Linked DNA regions of Homo sapiens: all the other regions are linked to region 1. The links are chromatin loops, found by intact Hi-C in ENCODE. Cell type or tissue: OCI-LY7. All regions are shown on one strand. Links, peaks and the distances in the headings refer to the core of each region. The heading gives the core; the rest is flanking DNA. Region 1 has its middle 43 kb from the start of HAPSTR1. Region 2 has its middle 14 kb from the start of ABAT. Region 3 has its middle 41 kb from the start of HAPSTR1. Region 4 overlaps TMEM114 (transmembrane protein 114). Region 5 has its middle 45 kb from the start of USP7.

Region 1 (4,349 bases), core at 128-4,127:
CGGATTACTTGAGGTCAGGGGTTTGAGACCCGCCTGGCCAACATGGGAAACCTCGTCTCTGCTAAAAATACAAAAACTAGCCAGGCGTGGTGGTGGGCGCCTGTAATCCCAGCTACTTGGGAGGCTGAAGCAGGAGAATTGCTTGAACCTAAAAGGCAGAAGCTGCAGTGAGCCACGATAGCTGCTACTGCCCTCCAGCCTGGGCGACAGAGCGAGGCTCCATCTCAAAAACAAAAAACCACCACATAACCTCTTCAAGCCTCCTCTATGTTGTAGCACGTGTCAGTACTTCATTCCTTTTTATAACTAAATAATATTCCATTATATGGATAGGCCACTTTTGTTATCCACTCATTCACTGGTGAATACATGGATTATTCCACTTTGGGGCTAATATGAAAAATACTTCTATGAACATTTTTCCATTCATTTTTCTATGAACATATGTTTTCAATTCTCTTGGGTATATACTTAGCCCCAAAGTTGTCTGATAGCTTTTCATCGTTCTTAAAATGAAATCTGAGCTCTTTATCCTGACCTGTCCTGTCTTGCATGGTCTGAGCCCTGCCTGCTCCTCCCTCCGCTTCATCATCCACTCCCCTCCGGCTTCCCCAGGGGCTCCAGGCACTTCCTTCTGGTCACTGACCCAGGACCTTTGGCAGGGCTGTTCCTAACACCTGTATTTAGCTGTCTGCCATCATTAGCCTGTAAACTGCACAGAGCAGAAGCCACATCCTGTCTGTTGCGGCAGGGCACAGAGCCTGGCCGGTGATAAGAGGTCAATGAATACTTGATCCGCAGTGTCCTCATCTAAACTTTGGGTTAAATCAGAGAAGAGATTCGTAACCTCAGTCCATCGATACAGGAGTGAGCTTCACAGTCAAGAAACCTACTGAAATGTCTGTGTATTCTTCCAGGGAGAGGGTCTGCAGTTGTCAGCAGATTCTCAAAGGGTCTATGCCAAGCCCATCACCACCAAATCATAAGTATCCCGGGTCCAGGTCAATCATTTTCAAACTTCAGTGTGCATCGGAATAACCTGGGAAAAGGTCGGGGGCGGTGGCTCACACCTATAATCCCAGAACTTTGGGAGGCTGAGGCAGGTGGGTCACTTGAGGTCAGGAGTTCAAGACCAGCCTGGCCAACATGACGTAACCCCATCTCTACTAAAAATACAAAAACTAGCCAGGCGTGGTGGCAGGTGCCTGTAATCCCAGCTACTGGGGAGGCTGAGGCAGGAGAATCGCTTGAACCTGGGAGGCGGAGGTTGCAGTGAGCCGAGATCACACCACTGCACTCCAGCCTGGGAGACAAAGTGAGACTCTGTCTCAAAATAATAAGAACAACACGGGAGAGTCTGTAAATAGTTAGATATTCAGTACCCTTCACCCCCCAGCACGGTCTGACTTGCGCATTTGGGATAGGCTCTGAAATCTTTATCACTAACTGTCTCCTACCTTGGACGTCGGATGCAGGTCCAAGGACCATATTTTAAGAATGTTACCCCAAAGATTTCCTTGACCTACCTAAGAATCAGCATAAGGCATCTTGAAGTGTCTTTGTAGCACTGACATTCTCAGAGGCTTCCACAAAACAAACGGCCCTTTCAGGCATGGAGGGTGCAGTAATGAGAAAGGCTTCTCTGCCCCTGGGGCTGGAGCTCAGCACTGGGTGAGGGGCTCCAAGGGTCATGTGCCCTGTGCTCCAGGAGCCTCTAGATGGCAGTGCCCAGCCAGAAATAGAGCCAGAGCGGGTGGATGCGGGAGGCTGTTGAGTCCTGAGGCTGCACATGGGAGGGTGAGGAAAGCCCAGGGGCCAAAGCCCCCACAACTGGCCCCAACCGGCTCACAGACAGGTGCAGCCAGGCTGGAACCCCGGATGCTCAGACACTTGTCAACTGAGAAGTGAATGGAAGGGAGGGAGGAAGATCATATGAGAGTTTGAATTATTAATGATAGTAGCTAACAATTATTGAAAATTTGCTGCCAGCCACTGTTCTCTGGCCAAATTGAGATCATCCTGTTTATATTTCTCATGATATTACAAGCATTTTTCCATGTCTTGAAATATTTTTCAAGGCCAGGCGAGGTGGCTTATGTCTGTAATCCCAGCACTTTTGGAGGCCGAGGTGCGAGGATTGCTTGAGCCTAGGAGTCCAAGACCAGGCTGGACAACATAGGGAGACCCCCATCTCTACCAAAAAAAAAAAATTTTTTTTTTAATTAGCTGGGCATGGCGGGGCACCTCTGCGGTCCCAGCTACTTAGGAGGCTGAGGCAGGAGGATTGCCTGAGCCCAGAAGATGGAGGCTGAAGTGAGTCCTGATCATTCCACTGCACCCCAGGCTAGGTGACAGGGAGCAATCTTGTCTAAAAAAAAAAAAAAAAAGTCTGGGCTTAGTGGCTCACACCTGTAATCCTAGCACTCTGGGAGGGTGAGGCAGGCAAATTGCCTGAGCCCAGGAGTTCAAGACCAACCTGGGCAACACAGCAAAACCACATCTCTACTAAAAACACAAAAAATTAGCCAGGCATGGTGGTGCCTGCCTGTAACTCCCAGCTACTCAGTAGGCTGAGGTGAGGGTCACGTGAGCCTAGGAGGTTGAGGTTGCACTGAGCCTCAAGATTGGACCATTGCACTCCAACCTGGGTGACAGAATGAGACCCTGGCTCATAAAAAAAAAAAAAATTCAAGAGTATGCTTTAGGCCAGGCACGGTGTCTCACGCCTGTAATTCCAGCACTTTGGGAGGATGAGGCAGGCAGATCACAAGGTCAGGAGTTCGAGACCAGCCTGGCCAATATGGTGAAACCCTGTCTCTACCAAAAATACAAAAAAAAAAAAAAAAAAAAAATTAGCTAGGCATGGTGGTGCACACCTGTAATCCCAGCTACTCAGGAGGCTGAGGCAGAAGAATTGCTTGAACCCGGGAGGTGGAGGTTGCGGTGAGCCAAGATCGCGCCACTGTACTCCAGCCTGGGCAACGGAGGGAGACTCCATCTCAAAAAAAAAAAAAAAGTATGCTTTATAAAGGCTTCATAATTTTCCATCTAATGAAACTAATAAGATGTGATGAACCAGTCGCTATTATTAGGGCTTTAGGTTATTCCTCACTGTCTTCCACTCCAAGTACCACACTTCATATTGTTGCATCAGAATCCTCTTTTGGCCAGGCACAGTGGCTCCCGCCTGTAATCCCAGCACTTTGGGAGGCCAAGGCGGGGGATTCAACTGAGGTCGGAAGTTCAAGACCAATCTGGCCAACATGGAGAAACCCCCCCCTCTACTAAAAATACAAAATTAGCCAGGCATGGTGGCACATGCCTGTAATCCCAGCCACTCAGGAGGCTGAGGCAGGAAAATAACTTGAACCCAGGAGGTGGAGGTTGCAGTGAGCCGAGATCAAGCCATTGCACTCCAGCCTGTGCAACAAGAGGGAGACTCTGTCTCCCAAAAAAAAAAAAAAAAAAAAAAGAATCCTCTTTTAAGGCTGGGCACGGTGGCTCACGCCTGTAATACCAGCACTTTGGGAGGCTGAGGCGGGTGGATCACCTGAGGTCAGGAGTTCAAGACTATCCTGGCCAACATGGTGAAACTCCGTCTCTACTAAAAATACAAAAACTAGCTGGGCGTGGTAGCAGGCGGAGGCTGTGGTGAACCGAGATCACGCCATTGCACTCCAGCCTGGGCAACAAAAGTGAAACTCCGTCTCAAAAAAAAAAAGAAAGAAAAAGAAAATTCTCTTTTACAACTGTTATTACCTCTGAATATATGTTTAGAAACAGGATTATAAAACCCAAAATTAGGACCACTTTTGAAGATCTTAATAGATACAGCCAACTTTTTTTGTTTTGAGACAGTCTCGCTCTGTTGCCCAGGCTACAGTGCAGTGCCGTGATCTCCGCTCCCAGCAACCTCTGCCTCCCAGGTTCAAGCAATTCTCATGCCTCAGCCACCTGAGTAGCTGGGATTACAGGCACACGCCACTGGGCCCAACTAATTTTTTTTTTTTTTTTTTTTTTAAGTAGAGACAGGGTTTCACCATGTTGGCCAGGCTGGTCTCGAACTCCTTGCCTCGAGTGATCTGCCCGACTCGGCCTCCCAAAGTGCTGGGATTAAGGCGTGAGCCACTGTGTCAGGCCCAGCCAACTTATTTTTCAGAATGTTTTAGCACCTCTCAGCAGCAGCATGTGAGCGGGCACGTCATCTCAGACTTCCCAACCCCAAGTAATAGCCACTTATCTTTTCAAAACTGTATTCAAAACACAGTATCACTTTTTTTTGTTTTTCCTTTTCCATTTCCATTTTTGAGACAGTCTTGCTCTGTCACCCAGGCTGGAGTGCAGTGGCT
Region 2 (4,349 bases), core at 267-4,266, 470 kb after region 1:
ACCTCTGCCTCCCGGGTTCAAGTGATTCTCCTACCTCAGCCTCCCAAGTAGCTGATTATAGGCGCCTGCCATCATGCCCGGCTAATTTTTGTATTTTTAGTAGAGACGGGGTTTCACCATGTTGGCCAGGCTGGTCTCGAACTCCTGACCTCAGGTGATCCACCCGCTTCAGCCTCCCAAAGTGCTGGGGTTACAGGTGTGAGCCACCACGCCTGGTGATGGCTACCATTGCTTGAGCTTTTCTTCCTTGCCCTGTTATATGTTAGGTGCTTGACAGACATTACCAAGTCCAACTTTGAGAAGTAAGTACTAGTAGTGTGCGCATTTTACAGACCAGGATTCTGAGGCTCAGAGAGGTGAGTGTTCGGGCTGGTTTGAGTTCAGATGCCAGGTGCCATGTTCTAACCATCAAGCTTTATTGCCTCTGAGGAACCTCCAGTGGAAAGGGGTGCTGGGGGAAGGCTCTGTTCCTTTTGTCCCTGTCTCCAGGACCCAAACCATCAGCTTCATGCTCTTTCTTGGTGAGCTCTGAAGCTGGAAACTCCACCACCAGTCCATGCATCCCACTGTGAAGGTTGTCACCTTCCTGGTCTAGAAGAAACGCTCCAAAGAAACACCCCCAAGAAACGCTCCCACATGGCTCTAACAGCAGTTGTTTCCTGAAGCCTGAGGCAGGCAGAATAAGACTGTCATCATGTCCCAGCCCTGGCATGTCAAACCCTTCAATCCATCCAAAGACAATGGCACAGCATAAGCTCCAATCCACAAGGCTCCTGGATTCCTTCAGACAAACAATATTCACCCTGGGCAGGGGTCATGGAAAGAGCTCTGGGTTTCCAATGGAAAGACAGAACCGGTGTTAGATCCCACCTCTTGTTACTTCTTTGCTATTTTTATTTTTAGAGACAGAGTCTCGCTCTATTGCCCAGGCGGGAGTGCAGTGGTGCAGTCACAGTTCACTGTAACCTCAAACTCCTGGGCTCAAACAATTCTCTTGCCTTGGCCTCCTGAGTAGCTGGGACTACGGACACGTGCCACTGCACCCAGCTGATTGTTTTTCTTTTGGTAGAGACAGTCTTGGTATGTTGTCCAGGCTGGTCTTGAACTCCTGGACTCAAGTGATCTTCCCACCTCTGTCTCTCAAAGTATTGGGATTATAGGCGTGAGCCACCATGCCAAGCCCATTCTTGCTACTTCTGAGTCCTGTGACCTCAGACAGCCTCTGTAAAGATTCGAGCCTTAGCTTACGTGTCCCTAAAATGGGTACAGGAGGCTGGGCACAGTGGCTCATGCCTGTAATTCCAGCATTTTGAGAGGCCAAAGTGGGAGGATTGCTTGAGGCCGGGAGTTCGAAATCATCCTGGTCAATATAGTGAGACCCTGTCTCTACAAAAATATAATAATAATAGTGATAAAATAAAATAGAATAAAATAATATGAGTACAAAGTTGTTGGGCAGATAAATGAGATCAATTTTAAGTTCTTTTTTTTTTTTTTTTGAGACGGAGTCTCGCTGTGTCGCCCAGGCTGGAGTGCAGTGGCTCAATCTCGGCTCACTGCAAGCTCAGCCTCCTGGGTTCACGCCATTCTCCTCCTCAGCCTCCGCAGTAGCTGGGACTACAGGCGCCCGCCACCACGCCCGGCTAATATTTTGTGTTTTTAGTAGAGACGGGGTTTCACCATTTTAGCCAGGATGGTCTCGATCTCCTGACCTCGTGATCTGCCCGCCTTGGCCTCCCAAAGTGCTGGGATTACAGGTGTGAGCCACCGCGCCCGGCCAACGGTAAGTTCTTAATAAAGGCGGGTTTTATCTGAATTCGGGTTTGGGGCTAGCTGGGTACTGGCGGCTCTCAGAACTCACGTGCTGCTGTACAATGTATAGCAGGTTAGTTAGGGTCCCCCGAGAGTCACTGTAGACCCACACGTTGGCATGGCTGCCAGGACTGATGATTACCTTGGATTCCTTTCTGGCACGTCTGGCCCTGGATTCATGAGGCTGGGGCACCACCTTGTGGTGAGAATCCTGCCAGGGGCCAGCAGGGACGCAAGGTGCCTGACGGCCCTGCTTCCCTCAAGCCGCGGAACCTGGGGGAGGAGAACATGACATCCAGACCCTTTGGGAGACTTGAAGCCAAGACCAAACTCATCACCTGTCTTCCCCACTGGTCGGGCCAGAGTCCGGATCCCTGGTAGCTCTGGGTTTCCGTTCACTCATCCGCTCACCCACTCAGCACAGCTCCTCCTCCTCCTCCTCCTCCTCCTCCTCTTCCTCCTCCTCCTCCTCTTCCTCCTCCCCCTCCTCCCCCTCCTCCCCCTCCTCCTCCTCCTCCTCCTCCTCCTCCTCCTCCTCCTCCTCCTCCTCCAAGACTTGCCCACTTGCCGGCCCAATCTCCCCACCTGAAGCAGCGACCGCCCTCATTCACACTCTTCCAGCCCCCGATGGCTCTATTGTTCTTTCTAGTACTTACCAACACTGCCAAGGCTATAATTCTCAAACCATTAAAACATAATTATCTTAAAGTCAGTAGTGAGTATGTATTAAAAGTCTTATTTACTTTACTAATGAGGGCCTAGGCACAATGACAAAGCTGGCTCCAATGAGAATTCGAAAAACAGGGATTCTTCTAGGAAGTAGGAAAAATGAGGAGATAAAATTGCCATATTATGCTGGGCGCAGTGGGTCACACCTGTAATCCCAGCACTTTGGGAGGCCGAAGCAGGCGGATCACTTGAGGTCAGGAGTTCGAGACCAGCCTGGCCAACATGGTGAAACCCCCATCTCTACTAAAAAAAAATACAAAAATTAGCCAGGTGTGGTGGTGTGCGCTTGTAGTTCCAGCTTGGGAGGCTGAGGCACGAGAATTGCTTGAATCCAGAGGGCGGAGGCTGCAGTGAGCTGAGATCACACCACTGCACTCCAGCCTGGGCAACAGAGTGAGACTCCATCTCAAAACAAACAAACAAAAAAACAAAAACAAAAACAAAAACAGGCCATGTTACACATAAAGTCAGTTAATGTCCTACAGGGCAAAAATCACTGTACCCTTTGGGGTGATTTTCCTACTAGACAGAAGAGAAAAGCATCACATGATTTCAGTTCAACAGAAATGAAAAATGTGGCCAGATGTGGTGGCTCACACTTATAATCCTAGCATTTTGTGAGGCTGAGGTGGGAGGATGGCTTGTGCTCAGGAGTTTGAGACCAGCCTGGGCAACATAGTGAGACCCCGTCTCTACAAGAAATACAAAAAATTAGCTGGGTATGGTGACTTGTGCCTGTAATCCCAGCTACTTGGTGGGGCTGAGGTGGGAGGATCGCTTGAGCCCAGGAGGTCGAGGCTGCAGTGAGCCAAGACTGCGCCACTGCACTCCAGCCTGGGTAACAAGGTAAGACGCTGTCTGGAAAAAAAAAAAGCGAAGTCCTTGCGCCCTAATCAATTTAATCAATTGTATACACAAGTGCTGCACTGTCCTGATGGCTCTAGCATGCAGTCACCTTTTTGCCTCACTTGTAGCTTTTGGACTGTGGTTCTTTACACTACCTGACATTATATTTTGCATTTATTTGTTTATTGCAGGTTGCCTCCTCTAGAATGTAGGCTTCGTGAGGTCAGACAGGTGTAATGCCTGGCTCCCTGCTGCCTCCCAATACCTCATAAATATCCAGCATGTGGACACTCCTTGGTAGATATTTGCAGAATGGCTGGGAGGGTCAGGCTGGGCAATTCATATGATGCCAGCTCTGTCATTCCAGGACTCATGATCTGGTGAAGGATGGATGATTATCATACCAAGTTTTTTTTGTTCGTTTTTTTTTTTTTTCCTCATTCTGTTGCCCAGGCTAGAGTACAGAGGCGCAATCTTGGCTCACTGCAACCTCTGCCTCCCAGGTTCAAGCAATTCTCCCTTCTTAGCCTCACAAGTAGCTGGGACTACAGGGGCACACCACTGTGCCCAACTAATTTTTGTATTTTTAGTACAGATGGGGTTTCACCATGTTGGCCAGGCTGGTCTCGAACTCCTGACCTCAAGTTATCTGCCCACCTTGGCCTCCCAAAGTGCTGGGATTACAGGTGTGAGCCAGCGTGCCTGGCTGATTATCACACCAAGTTTTAAATGGGCTGTGGACACTGGGGAAGGCTTTGTGGAAGAAGGGGCAGGGGAGAGGGGCTGGGTGGGTGGTTTGAGAGGGTGAGGAGGGGTTGCATTAAGGCACATGGCCAAGAGAGTGGTGCATTCTCGGAGTGGGGAGGATTCAATATGGTGGATGAGATGGGGCTGGGAAGGGAGGCAGGGGCCAGGCCTTGGAGGGCCTTGTGGGCCCTGCAAAGGGATTTGGGCTTTGTGCA
Region 3 (4,349 bases), core at 127-4,126, 84 kb after region 1:
TGTGGTCCCAGCTACTCGGGAGGCTGAGGTGGGAGGATCACTTGAGCCCAGGAAGCAGAGGCTACAGTGAGCTGAGATGACTCCACTGCACTCCAGTGTGGGCAACAGAGCAAGACCCTGTCTGAATTAAAAAAAAGAAAAGAAAAAGAAAAAGGGAGGTGGAGCTTTCATAGCATATGGAAAGAGCTGGACATGGTGGCTCATTCCTGTAATCCCAGCACTTTGAGAGGCTGAGGCGGGCAGATCACTAGAGGTCAGGAGTTCGAGATCAGCCCGGCCAACATGGTGAAACCCCGTCTCTACTGAAAATACACAAAATTAGCCGGGCATGATGGCATGTGCCTGTAATCCCAGCTACTTGGGAGGCTGAGTCAGGAGAATCGCTTGAACCTGGGAGGCGGAGGTTGCAGTGAGCCGAAGTTGCACCACTGCACTCCAGCCTGGACAACAGAGTGAGACTCTGTCTCAAAAACAAAAATAAACAAACAAACAAGCAAAAAATGGAAAGAACAATAGGGGGCTTCTTCTAACCCCTCTCACCAGCTTCTAGTTCCACCCCCAGGAGAATAGTGAGGAGAAGGAATGTGGTTTCCAGATAAAATGCAGGACACCCAGTTACATTTGAATTTCAGATAAGCAGCCAATTTTTTTTTAGTGTAAGTATCTCCCACACAATATTTTACCTATTAAAAAAATACTAAAAAAATTGTTCATTGTTTTTCTGAAATTCACATTTCACTGGGCATCCTGTATTTTTATTTGCTAAATTTGGCCACCCTAACTGGGTAGTGGGCATGGTGTCTGCAGATGGAGTTGGTGCCCATGGAAACCATGAAAGGAAGCAAAACTGAGTGGACAAGAGCAGTGCATGGTCATGAGGAGCACAGACTTCCTGGGTTTAAATCCTGCTCTGAAATCGACTTGCTGCGTGATCTTGGATACGTTATTGGCCTCAGTTTCTTCATCTTTATTTTTTTTTAGTTATTTATTTACTTGTTTATTTTTGAGACAGAGTCTTGCTCTGTTGCCCAGGCTGGAGTCCAGTGGTGCGATCTCGGCTCACTGCAATCTCTACCTCCCGAGTTCCAGTGATTCTTCTGCCTCAGTCTCCCGAGTAGTTGAGACTACAGGCACACGTCACCACGCCCGGCTAATTTTTGTATTTTTGATAGAAATGGGGTTTCACCATATTGGCCAGGCTGGTCTTGAACTTCTGACCTCGTGATCCGCCCGCCTCGGCCTCCCAAAGTGCTGGTATTACAGGTGTGAGCCACCGCGCCCGGCATCTTCGTCTTTAAAATGGGGAGAATGACAATACCTGTTTTATAGGGCTGTCACGATAAGTCAGTGAACTGTGCTGGGCACAGTGGCTCACACCTGTAATCCCAGCACTTTGGGAGGCTGAGGCGGGTGGATCACCTGAGGTCATGAGTTCAAGGCCAACCTAGCCAATATGGTGGAATCCCGCCTCTACTAAAAATACAAAAATTAGCCTGGTGTGGTGGTGCACACCTGCAATCGCAATTACTTGCGAGACTGAGCCAGGAAAATCGCTTGAACCCGGGAGGTGGAGGTTGCAGTGAGCTGAGATTGTGCCACTGCACTCCAGCCAACAGAGCAAAACTCAATCTCGAAAAAGAAAAAAAGTCAGTGAACTGATATTTGTAAAGCTCCCAAGCATCGCGTAAGTGCCGGTAGGGGCTGATGATGCTACCTGTATCCCCTCGCTCACCTGAGCTCACCTGCAGCTGCAGAAGAGATGGTTTCCAGTTGACTCAGCACTTCCTATTTCAGGGGCCCGAATTGCTCCGCTTCTCCACCTGGGGGCGCTCTTCAGCTCAACCAAACACAGGCTCACCCTGGAAATGTCGGGGGAGTTCCAGTACGGAGGGCCACCTCAACCAGTCACGTTAGGAGTTGTTTGGATAAAAGCCTCAGGCTCCCCACCCTCCACTGGGGCTTCATGACATATACTCCTCACGGTCTCCCAGAGGAGCCCCATTTGCGCACAATAATCTGCACCTTTTGCTGGTTCTGGCCTTCCTGTACCCTTCGCTCCCTCTCCCTCCCAGTGATTCCTGACATCATCTCCCAGGGCTGGGACTAAGACCAGGCAAGCAAAGCATCACGAGGGTGAAATGAGCTGGGTGCAGTGGCTCAGGCCTGTGATCCCAGCGCTTTAGGAGGCCAAGGTGAGAGGACCACTTGAGGAGTTCGAGACCAGCCTGGGCAACATAGCGCGACCCCATCTCTACAAAAAATTAGAAATTTAGCTGGGCGTGGTGATGCACACCTGTGGTCCCAGGAAGGTGAGGCAGGATTGCTTGAGGTGGGAGGTCAAGGTTGCACTGAGCTATGATTTAGCCACTGCACTACAGCCTGGGCGACAGGGAGTGACACTCTGTCTCAAAACAAAACCAAAAGAAGTTTAAAATTTTAAAAACCACTTCAACTGTTGAATGAATAAACATAGATGGTATACCCACACGATGGATTATTATTCAACTATAAGAAGGAACAAAGCATTGATGCATACTACAACATGAAACAGCCTCAAAAACATTATACTCAGCCAGGCCGGTGGCTCACGCCTATAATCCTAGCACTTTGGGAGGCCAAGGAGGGAGGATCTCTTGAGGTCAAGAGTACAAGACCAGCCTGGCCAACATGGTGAAACCCTGTCTCTACAAAAAATACAAAAAACAAATTTAAAAAATTAGCCCGGTGTGGTGGTGCATGCCTGTAGTCCCAGCTACTCTGGAGGCTGAGGCAGGAGGATCTCTTGAGCCAGGGAGGCAGAGCTTATAGTGAACCAAGAGTGTGCCACCACACTCCAGCCTGGGCAATGGGAGAGAAACCCTGTCTCAAAACACAAAAACGAAAAACTTTATGTTTAGTGAAAGAAGCCAGACACAAAAAGTCACATATTGCATGATCCCATTTCTGTGAATCATCCAGAATAGAATGTAAACGAATATACAGAAAGCAGATTAGTGGTTGTCGGGGGCTAGGGAGCAGGATGAATGAGGAGTGACTGCTTACTCGACACAGGGTTTCCTTTTGGGTGCCGAAAATGTCTTGGAACTAGATAGAGGTGGCGTGGGTGGTTGCACAGCATTGTGAATATACTCAGTGCCATTACATTGTTGACTTTAAAATAGTTAATGGTTAATTTTATGTTGTGCGAGTTTCACCTCAATAAAAACTATTTATTTATTTACTTATTTATTTATTTTTGAAGATGGGGTCTCCCTCTGTTGCCCAGGCTGGAGTGCAGTGGTATCATCATAGCTCACTGCAACCTCAAACTCTTGGGCTTGGGTGATCCTCCTGTCTCAGCCTCCTGAGTAGCTGGGACTACAGGCACATGTCACCATGCCCAGCTAATTTTCTTTAATTTTTATAGAGATGGCTGGGGGCGGGGGGGAGGGTCTCCCTATGTTGCCTAGGCTGGCCTCAAACTTCTGATCTCAAGGGATCCTCCCACTTCAGCCTCCCAAAGGGCTGGGATTGCAGGCATGCATGAGCCACTGCGCCCATTCTATATATATACACACACACACACATATTATACATATGATATATCATATGTATAAGAGATGTATACATATGATATATATTATATATGTGTATTGTATATATAATGCACCCATTCTATATATATATACACACACGCACACATATTTTATATATATATATAATATGTATACATATTATATATATATATATATATACACACACACACATATATAAAAGCTGAGTGTCTTTTTTCTCACTGCCCTGGACCTGGAATCCTTGGCCCAGTGCTGGAACTCATTGTGGGATCATCCACCTTGCATCTCCTCCAGGGAGCGGAGGTCTGTTCAGTCCTAACAGCCATGTGCCCTTTAATTCCTAAACCACAAAGAGGACAATTTGTGCTTATTTATTGAAGCCCTAGCCTGTGTAAGGCCCTGTGCCAGACTCTCTAGAGGGACTTTCTCATTCAATCCTCTTACCTCCTCTTACTTCTACACCTCACCCGTTTAATTTTTCTTCACCATGCTCCCCACCAGCTGGCCTTACGTTGTACATATAGATTTGTTCATTATTGTCTTTCCTCGCCAGAATGTAAGCTTTGTGGGGGCAGGAATTTTGTCTGTGTCATTTACTATCATCTCCCCAGCGCCTGGCACTGATCAGATGAAGGAATCTTGCCAGGTAGGCCTTAGCACCCCCATTTGACAGATGGGGGGATGCAGGCTCAGCGATTTGCCAACATCCTGTGATTAGTAAGTAGCAGAGACTGAATTTAAACTCAGGGGCTCCTGGGGGCACAGCCCACGCTGCAGGGAGCTTTCCCTCATCAG
Region 4 (4,349 bases), core at 275-4,274, 570 kb after region 1:
AATACAAACATTAGCCGGGCGCGGTGGCGGGCATCTGTATTCCCAGCTACTCAGGAGGCTGAGGCAGGAGAATAGCTTGAACCCGGGAGGTGGAGGTTGCAGCAAGCTGAGATCGCAGCAAGCTGAGATCGCACCGCTGCACTCCAGCCTGGGCGACAGAGCGAGACTCTGTCTAAAAAAAAATTACACAAAAGAATGCAAAGTTGCAATTGTGACCTGGGCAGTGATGGGCAGCTGTATGGTGCTGTGGAATCACTGCTCAGGCAAGTCCAGGAATCGAAGCGTGAGCTGCCATGTGTGGGAAGGGTAGGAGTTGCCGATGACAGGCAGAGAAGCAGGGGTGAATGCACCCAGCGGGGAGACTAGCACGCGCAAAGGTCCCGCAGCAGGAAGGAGCGAGGACGCTGGACGCTGAGCAGCGTGGCTGGGCAGGGCGAGGAGGAGGAGGGGAGTGCTGGGGCGGGGTGGGGGATTGATCTGCTCTCCCTTTGCCCTCCCTGCAGCCATGGTGACCCTCGCTGGGATCAGCGTCTACATAGCGTATTCAGCCGCCGCCTTCCGGGAGGCGCTGTGTCTCTTGGAGGAGAAGGCCCTCCTGGACCAGGTGGACATCAGCTTCGGCTGGTCCCTGGCCCTGGGCTGGATCAGCTTCATCGCCGAGCTGCTCACCGGGGCAGCCTTCCTGGCAGCAGCCCGCGAGCTCAGCCTGAGACGGAGGCAGGACCAGGCCATATGAGCCTGGGCGCTGGGTCGTGGAGGGGAGGGAGGGGCTTGGCCCCGGAGCTTCACCGACCGATCTCCATCGGCTGCGGCCTCTTCTTCCTCAAAGGCCACTCGGGGAGGCCAGGCACCCCCCTCCTTCCCCCACAAATCCCCGCGGACTAAGCTTGGGGCCTGGCTGTTATCCTAGTACCTGTGTGCTTATGTCCGTGTGTGTCCGTGTGGCCTGGAGGAGCCCGAGGGAGTGCCAAACCGCTTCGCGAGAAATAAAAACGATCCTTTAATCACACACAGAGCTTTACAGATTGCAAAGTCCTCACGCCCCCTCCGACTTCATTTCCTCCTCACCCATGTCCCTTGGATCAGCTCCTTGGTGGGTCTGGGAAAGGGAGAGGGTGCCCTACCTCCTGGGCCCTGTAATGCGTTCAGCTCTCTCTGGGGAGCTCTGGCCTGGAGTTCCTTTTGCTCTAAAATAACTCTGGCATGACATGGGCTTTCTACGGGGTCAGGTTAGGTCTACAATATGAAGCTGCGAGACTCCCAAGGGGTTGGCCAATTGATAGAGCACTCTTCAAGACTAATCATACCTTTTCCGTCCTCCCCCAGAAAAATCCATCCCTCCTTTCATCCTGGTGTTCTGCCCCTGGGAATGGGCTCCCCATCCGGGTCCCCTGGGGCAGTGCTGTTCACATTTAGCGCGCCCCAGACTCTATGGGCTTGTTGATACTCTCGGGCTGATGCCACCCCCAGGGTGTCTGAGCCAGGAGGCCTGGGTGAAGCCCAAAAACTCACATTTCTAAGTGGCTTCCAGGCGATGCCGAGGCTTCTGGCCCAGAGCCACTGTTTGCATAAATGCCGAGGTGGGGCGTTTATTAAGTGACAGAGAAGGGTTGTCATCTTGCTGCTCTTAGAATCACCTGGGTATCTTCCAAAAATCCTGCTGCTGTCTACATCCTTGATCTGATATTCTCTAGGGCTGGTGTCCAGGCATCAGTGTTTTTTAAGAGCTCTCCAGCCTATTCTAACCCAAAACCATGGCTGAGATTCTGTTCCTGCAAGATTCCAAGTCATGAGATGTAGGGGAGGGCCCGAGGAGCCTTTGGCTTAGGAAACTCTGGGAGGTGCTGATGGTTTGGGGAATACTGGTGTGGATTAAAAGATGACAACACGATTATCAACAATATGGCATCATCGTCTTCATCATGACATCATCATCACCATGACGTCAACACTGTCATCATCATAGCTGACACCCACTGAGTACTTTCTATGCACCTGTGCTATTCTCCATGCCAGTCGGTCAGTCAGTCATTCAACAAACATCATGACATCATCACCACCATGCCATGACATCACCACCACAACGACATGACACCACCATGACATCAGCATTGTCATCATTATAGCTGACATCCACATCTATGCACCTGTGCTATTCTCCACGCCAGTCGGTCAGTCAGTCATTCAACAAACACTCAAAGGAAGGCCAGTACACACCAGCAACTGGGGGGGCAATGACTCCTCCAGACCCAGACCTTGCTCTCTGGGGTGCCACATGATTGAGGAGAGAGAGGCATATGAAATACGTAGCCCGTGGTGAGGACTAGGAGATAAGCAAAGCAGGGTACAGATGAGGAAACTGAGGCACTGGCAGGTTAACATAACTGGACTAAGGGCATAAGGAGAGAAAGGGACGCAACTGGGAGTAAACTTCAGAACTGCCTGATCCCAAGATGGTCCTCCCCCTACTTCCACCAACGCCTGCACTTCTTTACTGGCTGTCTGCTCCTTTCAGGACGTTGCTGCGACGTCCCTGTCTAATCCGGAAAGGCGCAAAAGGAGTGGGTTACTCACATGGCCACATGGGGCTAAATGAGCGCTGTTGGAAAATCAGTTACAATGCTGGGGAAAACAAAGTTTTTGCAAAGTGAGGGCAACCATGCTACCGAAAGGGCGGTCTCTGCTTCCACCTGCTGGTCGTATTGTGGAACTGCTCCAGAGGCAGGATTTGATCCCCAAATTCGTCAAGAGACACGTTTTCAGCCCTCCTAGCGCCCAAGTGCTGGATTAAATACTGCAGGGCCAGAGTTCTCAGCTGGGGCGATTCTCTCCCCCACCTGACATTTGGCAGTGTTTGGAGACAGTTTTGGTTGTTCTTAGTGCGTGTGGGGAGTGGTATTACCGGCAGCTCCAGTGGGAAGAGGCCAGGGATGCTCCTCGCATCCTATGATGCTCAGGACATCTGGTCCCACACGTCCACCTTGGGACATGCTGAGACACTCTGCTAAGCGAGCAATAATGGACAATAACAAACCAAAACATGTGTGCACCTCAGGAACTGACAACACAGAATAAGCTCATTCATTCGCCCATCCATTCATGCATTTGATAAATGCTTGCCAGATACCTACAGTGTCAGAGACTGTTCCAGGGCCTGGGGACACATTCATGGGGGTGGCCAAGAAAATCTCCACCCTTCCTAGCTCACATGGGAACAGATGATAAACCCATGAACCAATAATCTATCTGAGAGATTCAGACAGTGATTAGTGTTATGAAGAAAACAAAACAGGGTGATGAGGCCGGGCGCCATGGCTCATGCCTGTAATCCCAGCACTTTGGGATGCCAAGACAGGCAGGTCACCTGAGGTCAGGAGTTCGAAACTAGCCTGGCCAACATGGTGAAACCCCATCTCTACTAAAAATACAAAAAAAAAAAAAATAGCCAGCTGTGGTAACACGCGCCTGTAATCCCAGCTACTTGGGAGGCTAAGGCAGGAGAATCACTTGAACCCAGGAGGTGGAGGTTACAGTGAGCCGAGATCGCACCATTGCGCTCCAGCCTGGGTGACAGAGTGAGACTCCATCTCAAAAAAAAAAAAAAAAAAAAACCAGGGTGATGGGATGAAAGGTGTCTGGTAGAGATGTGACTCCAGGAAGGACAATTAGAAAGGGCTTCTTGGAGGAGGTGACATTGTGCTGAGACCCGCATGAAGAACCTGTAGGTAGGGAAACTGCAGACCAGGCAGGTGACAGCAGACGCAAAGGCCCTGAGGTGGGAAGAAGCTTCTGTGTTAGAGGGAAATGAAGAGGGAGGGTTGATGGAGAGAAATAGGAGGTGAAGGTAGAGGCAGGGAGAGAGAAGGCAGTGGGCGATGCCCATGGCCCGTGGTAAGGAGGTGCTGATGATTAAGTGGGGTTGGGATGCTGTTCCATTCTGTTCTGTTCTGTTCTATCCTGATCCATTCTGATCTGTTCTATTCTGATCCATTCTGTTGTGTTCTGATCCATTCTGATCTGTTCTATTCTGATCCATTCTGTTGTGTTCTGATCCATTCTGATCTGTTCTCTTCTATTCTGATCCATCATTCTATTCTGACCTGTTCTGTTCTATTCTGATTTTTTTTTTTTTGAGACTGCGTCTAGCTCTGTCACCCAGGCTGGGGTGCAATGGCTCAATCTCGGCTCACTCCAACCTCTGCCTCCCAGGTGCAAGTGATTCTCCTGCCTCAGCCTCCCCAGTAGCTGGGACTACAGGCACGCACCACCATGCACCATGCCTGGCTAATTTTTTGTATTTTTAGTAGAAATGCGGTTTTACAGTGTTAGCCAGGATGGTCTCGATCTCC
Region 5 (4,349 bases), core at 195-4,194, 130 kb after region 1:
ATTTAGTTTCCCTTCTGAGCTAAGCACTGCATGGCACGATCATGGATCAGGATTTGGTTGTCACCTCTGCATCAAATTAGTGTCTTCGAAAGGTGCACTAAACTGTCCCTTTGATCCAATAATTGCCTTCTGCTGTAGTGATGCCACTACACTTCAGCCTAAACTTTTAGTTTAGTTCTCTGCTGGAACTAAAAGCCACTCACTGTTAACTCCTTCAGCCTAAAGAAAAATGTCATTTTGTCAGAACTGAAGTTCAGGAGATGATGACTTGCTGAGACTTTAAGTGTTAACTTGGACATTGTTCTCCCGGATTTGGGCTGAGGATAACATCTGTATCCCCTTCTCAACTTAGTTCCTTTTATCTGACAGCAGACAGCCTACACTCTCATCTTTCCATTTTCACCTTGAATTCCTAGAAACAACTAAACTCAAGTACAATGACTATCAAATGCATTGACTGGCGGGGCACGGTCCCTCACACCTGCAATCCCAGCACTTCGGGAGGCCAAGGCAGGTGGATCATTTGAGGTCAGGAGTTCGAGACCAGCCTGGCCGACATGGTGAAACCCCGTCTCCACTAAAAAGACACAAATTAGCCAGGTGTGGTGGTGCATGCCTATAAGCCCCACTACTCGGGAGGCTGAGGCAGGAGAATCATTTGAACCTGGGAGGCGGAGGTTGCAGTGAGCCGAGATCACGCCACTGCCCTCCAGCCTAGGTGACAGAACAAGATTCCATCTCAAAAACTAAAACTGAAAACATTCAATGACTGTCTCTTTTTTTGGCAATTGTCCTGTCTTCCTTTTAAGTGGTTTGAGGTGACTCTTTTTTATTTATTTATTTATTTATTTATTTATTTATTTATTTTTTATTTATTTTAACTTGCTTGCTCTAGGTCATCGTATTTCAGGAAGAAATCTCTGTGGATCCCTTTGGGGATGTGAATAAGTAAGCATGTGAATTGTTGAAATTTAGGCTGAACCATATGAAATTGACTTTTTATGGATCAAAAATACACGAATACAGCTTGGGCAACACTTCAGTGAGACCCCGTCTCTACAAAAAGTAAAAAAAATAAAAATAAATAAAAATAAAGCTTGAACCCAGCTCTTCCATCGACTTGGCATGGTAGTGTGCACCTGTAGTCCCAGCTACTCAGGAGGCTAATGTGGAAGGATGGCTTGAGTCCAGGAGTTCAAGGCTGCAGTGAACTGTGATCATGCCACTGCACTCCAGCCTGGGTGACAAAGCAAGCCTCTGTCTCAAAAAAAAAAAAAAAAAAAAAAAAAGCTGAGTATCAGCCAGTCGCAGTGGTTCACACCTGTAATCCTAGCACTTTAGGAAGCCAAAGTGGAAGGATAACTTGAGCCCAGGAGTTGGAGACCAGCCTGGGCAACATAGCAAGGTCCCATATCTTTTTTTTTTTTTTGAGACAGAGTTTCGCTCTTTTTGCCCAGGCTGGAGTGCAATGGCACAATCTCAGCTCACCGTAACCTCTGCCTCCGGGGTTCAAGCCATTCTCCTGCCTCAGCCTCCCGAGTAGCTGGGATTACAGTCGCCTGCCACCATGCCCGGCTAATTTTTTGTATTTTTAGTAGAGACGGGGTTTCATCATGTTGGCCAGGATGGTCTCGATCTCATGACCTCGTGATCTGCCCGCCTCGGCCTCCCAAAGTGCTGGGATTACAGGCGTCAGCCACCGCGCCTGGCCAAGTTCTCATATCTTAAAAAAATAATAAATAAATTAGCCTGGTGTGGTGGTGCTCCTGTAGTCCAGCTACTCGGGAGGCTGGGGTGGGAGAATCTAGCTCGGGAGTTAGAGGTTGCAGTGAGCTATGATCGCACCACTGCACTCCAGCCTGGGCAACAAAGTGAGACCCTGTCTCAAAGGAAAAAAAAAACAGCGAGAGAGAAAACAAGATTCCTTTAAGAGCTAATAAGGCCGGACACATGTAATTGATAAAGATCACGGACCCCTGTGGTTATTCAGCGCCAGCATGCTTTAGAAAGAGGCGTGTGAGGGAGTCATCCGTTCTTCTGGGTTCTCTCTCCTGCTTGCCGGGTGGGGTGCAGTGTCCACCCGGACCCAGCTCCAGAATCTCCGCTGAGCTACTTCTTTCTCCCCGTGGCCACTAGAGGGTGCGAGGACCGCAAGCAGGGGCTGAATCTGAGCCCAGCCGGGGTCAGGGCCCTGAGCTATGGCTGGTGATTTGGCGCTGGAAGGCCCTCCCTGCGCCCCTAGGGAAGGAACAACAGGCTCAGAAACCCAGGACTGCGGTGGACACCCCCACCTCTGAGCCAGCCGCACGTTCTGGAGTGCGTGGGTGCGATGGCAGTCCCCAGGAGTCCCGTGGGAATGAGCACACTGCTGGGGGGCGGGGGCTTTGCTCCCCGTCAGTTCTGCATTTCTGAGCCTTGATCCCACTGGCCCGTTGAAACCCTCTCGACCCCTCTTCAGACAGTCTGGCTGTGTCTGAAAGTGCACAGGTACATTATGGGCTAGAATAACCCTGTAATGGATCGGGCCGTGCTTCCTGTACAAGTCTTGGTTTTCACTTACTGTAAGTAATCCTGCTCCCTTTTCCGATGGGGTAAAAGGGAAGGAGCATAGCTATGAGTTCGCTTAAGCCAGCACAGCGGTGGGCAAGGGAGACAAAGCTGCGGCTGGGACCAACCAAGGCCTCTGAGAAATGATATCATGAACCCGGTGGGGAGGTGGCAGTGGGACGTGCACAGAGCTTGGGGCTCCAGATGCAGACCTGGGTTCAAACTCAGCTCCTCCATCCACCAGCAGGCTTAGGATCTCCCCTCTCAGAGCCTCCGTTTCTTCGTCTTGACGGTACAGGCTCACACCTGTAAGCCAAGGGCTTTGGGAGGCCAAGGCAGGAGGATTGCTTGAGGCCAAGAGTTCAAGACCAGCCTGGGCAACATAGTGAGAACCACACCCCCCCCCCGCCCCCACCCTTGTCTCTACAAAATATTTTAAAATTAGCCAGGTATGGTGGTGTGTGCCTGTCATCCCAGCTACTTAGGAGGCTGAGGGGGAGAACTGCTTGAGCCCAAGAGGTCCGCGGCTGAAGTGAGCTATGATCGCACCACTGCACTCTAGCCTGAGCGACAGAGCCAGATCCTGTCTCTAAAAAAAAGAAAAGAAAAAGTGGGGGTAATATGCAGGACAATGAGTGACTTGAATGAGACAATAGTTCCCCAGCACCCACCATGGTAGCCCTCAACTCATGGCCACTAAAATAGGACAGTGGCTTGGTTACGATGGTTGCAAAATAAATTCAGCTCCAACATGTAGTGGTTTGAAACGACCATGTCATTACGTCTCTGGTTCTGTGGGCGCACTGGGCTGAGATGAACCATTCCATTGCTGATCTCACTGGGGGTCTCTCACGCTGTCACAGCCTGACAGGCTAGAGTCCTCTGGAGGCTCCACAGGATGCTGGGAAGGCTGCCTCCTCTCACTCCCGCGCTGCTGCGGGGCACTGCCTCCACACGTGGCCTCCCCGACAGGGTTGCTGAGCTTCATGCACTGCATTTTGGGATTCCCAAAAGTACAAAAATGGATCTGCCCCAGTCCTCTTAAATCTTGGGTCTGGAGCCCACGCAGCACCACATCTGGCATCATGCATTGGTGAGTCGCAGGCAGCTTGGATTCAGTGTGGGAGGGGACAACTCCAGAGAGCCAGCACCAGAGATGTAGTTCCCAGGGGCCCATTGCTAGGGACTAGACACCGGAGATGACGTATCAGTGACCTAGGGCTGCCGTAACAGATTACCACCAACTTGCTGGCTTAAAATAACACACATTTATCATCTTACCGTTCGGGAGGTCAGAAGTTCAAAACGGGTCTCACTGGGCTGAAATCAGGGTAGAAAGGCTGTATTTCCTTTCTGGAGGCTCTGGAAGATAATCCTTTTTTTTTTTTAAGACTGGGTCTAGCTCTGTCGCCCAGGTTGGCGTGCAGTAGTGCAACCAAAGCTCACTGCAGCCTCGACATCTTGGGCTCAAGTAATCCTCCCACCTTGGCCTCCCACAGGGATGGGATTACAGGGGTGAGCCACCACGCCCAGCTGGAAAATCCTTTTTCTTGCCTTTTCCAGTTTTTGGTTTGTTTGTTTGTTTGTTTTTCTTTTTGAGACAGAGTCTTGCTCTGTCACCCGGGCCGGAGTGCAGTGGTGCGATCTCAACTCACTGCAGCCTCCACCTCCCGATTCAAGTGATTCTCCTGCCTCAGCCTCCTGAGTAGCTGGGACTACAGGCATGCACCACCACACCCGGCTAATTTTTTGTACTTTTAGTAGAGACGGGATTTCACCATATTGGCCAGGCTGGTCTCAAA

What was found. Peaks named below come from ENCODE experiments on the same cell type or tissue, not always from the same donor. Only the 100,000 strongest peaks of a DNase experiment are listed, where the experiment ranks them.
Region 2: it touches region 1 in a loop (9-fold over the local background); 15 of 110 quality-filtered maps call a loop at or near these places.
Region 3: a loop joins it to region 1, with 2.5 times the contacts of the local background. A loop is called at or near these places in 2 of 110 quality-filtered maps.
Region 4: a loop joins it to region 1, with 14 times the contacts of the local background. A loop is called at or near these places in 19 of 110 quality-filtered maps.
Region 5: it touches region 1 in a loop (7-fold over the local background); 14 of 110 quality-filtered maps call a loop at or near these places.

Annotation. Positions count from the first base shown.
Region 1 is chr16:9,132,338-9,136,686 of GRCh38, reverse strand. No RefSeq gene overlaps it. Among named protein-coding and RNA genes, the nearest start is that of HAPSTR1, 43 kb to the right of the region's middle. RefSeq lists a silencer at 3,505-3,554. In OCI-LY7, for the core only: CTCF peaks have their summits at 1,494 and 1,701 (motif pointing right); DNase peaks (open chromatin) are centred at 676 and 1,746; H3K4me3 peaks cover 1,779 bases; H3K27ac peaks cover 2,458 bases.
Region 2 is chr16:8,658,795-8,663,143 of GRCh38, reverse strand. It overlaps a transcript of METTL22 not described here. Among named protein-coding and RNA genes, the nearest start is that of ABAT, 14 kb to the left of the region's middle. In OCI-LY7, for the core only: a CTCF peak has its summit at 1,996 (motif pointing left); a DNase peak (open chromatin) is centred at 2,013.
Region 3 is chr16:9,048,083-9,052,431 of GRCh38, reverse strand. No RefSeq gene overlaps it. Among named protein-coding and RNA genes, the nearest start is that of HAPSTR1, 41 kb to the left of the region's middle. RefSeq lists enhancers at 1,066-1,856, 1,857-2,649, 4,326-4,349, 4,073-4,349. In OCI-LY7, for the core only: CTCF peaks have their summits at 1,634 and 1,836 (motif pointing right); a DNase peak (open chromatin) is centred at 1,821.
Region 4 is chr16:8,566,160-8,570,508 of GRCh38, reverse strand. It overlaps TMEM114 (transmembrane protein 114), which reads left to right. Exons shown (of 4, transcript NM_001146336.2): 4 at 504-1,009. The coding sequence ends at 736. Among named protein-coding and RNA genes, the nearest start is that of TMEM114, 22 kb to the left of the region's middle. In OCI-LY7, for the core only: CTCF peaks have their summits at 2,454 and 2,656 (motif pointing left); a DNase peak (open chromatin) is centred at 2,608.
Region 5 is chr16:9,006,738-9,011,086 of GRCh38, reverse strand. No RefSeq gene overlaps it. Among named protein-coding and RNA genes, the nearest start is that of USP7, 45 kb to the right of the region's middle. RefSeq lists enhancers at 1,972-2,021, 1,821-2,392. In OCI-LY7, for the core only: CTCF peaks have their summits at 1,931 and 2,135 (motif pointing right); a DNase peak (open chromatin) is centred at 2,146.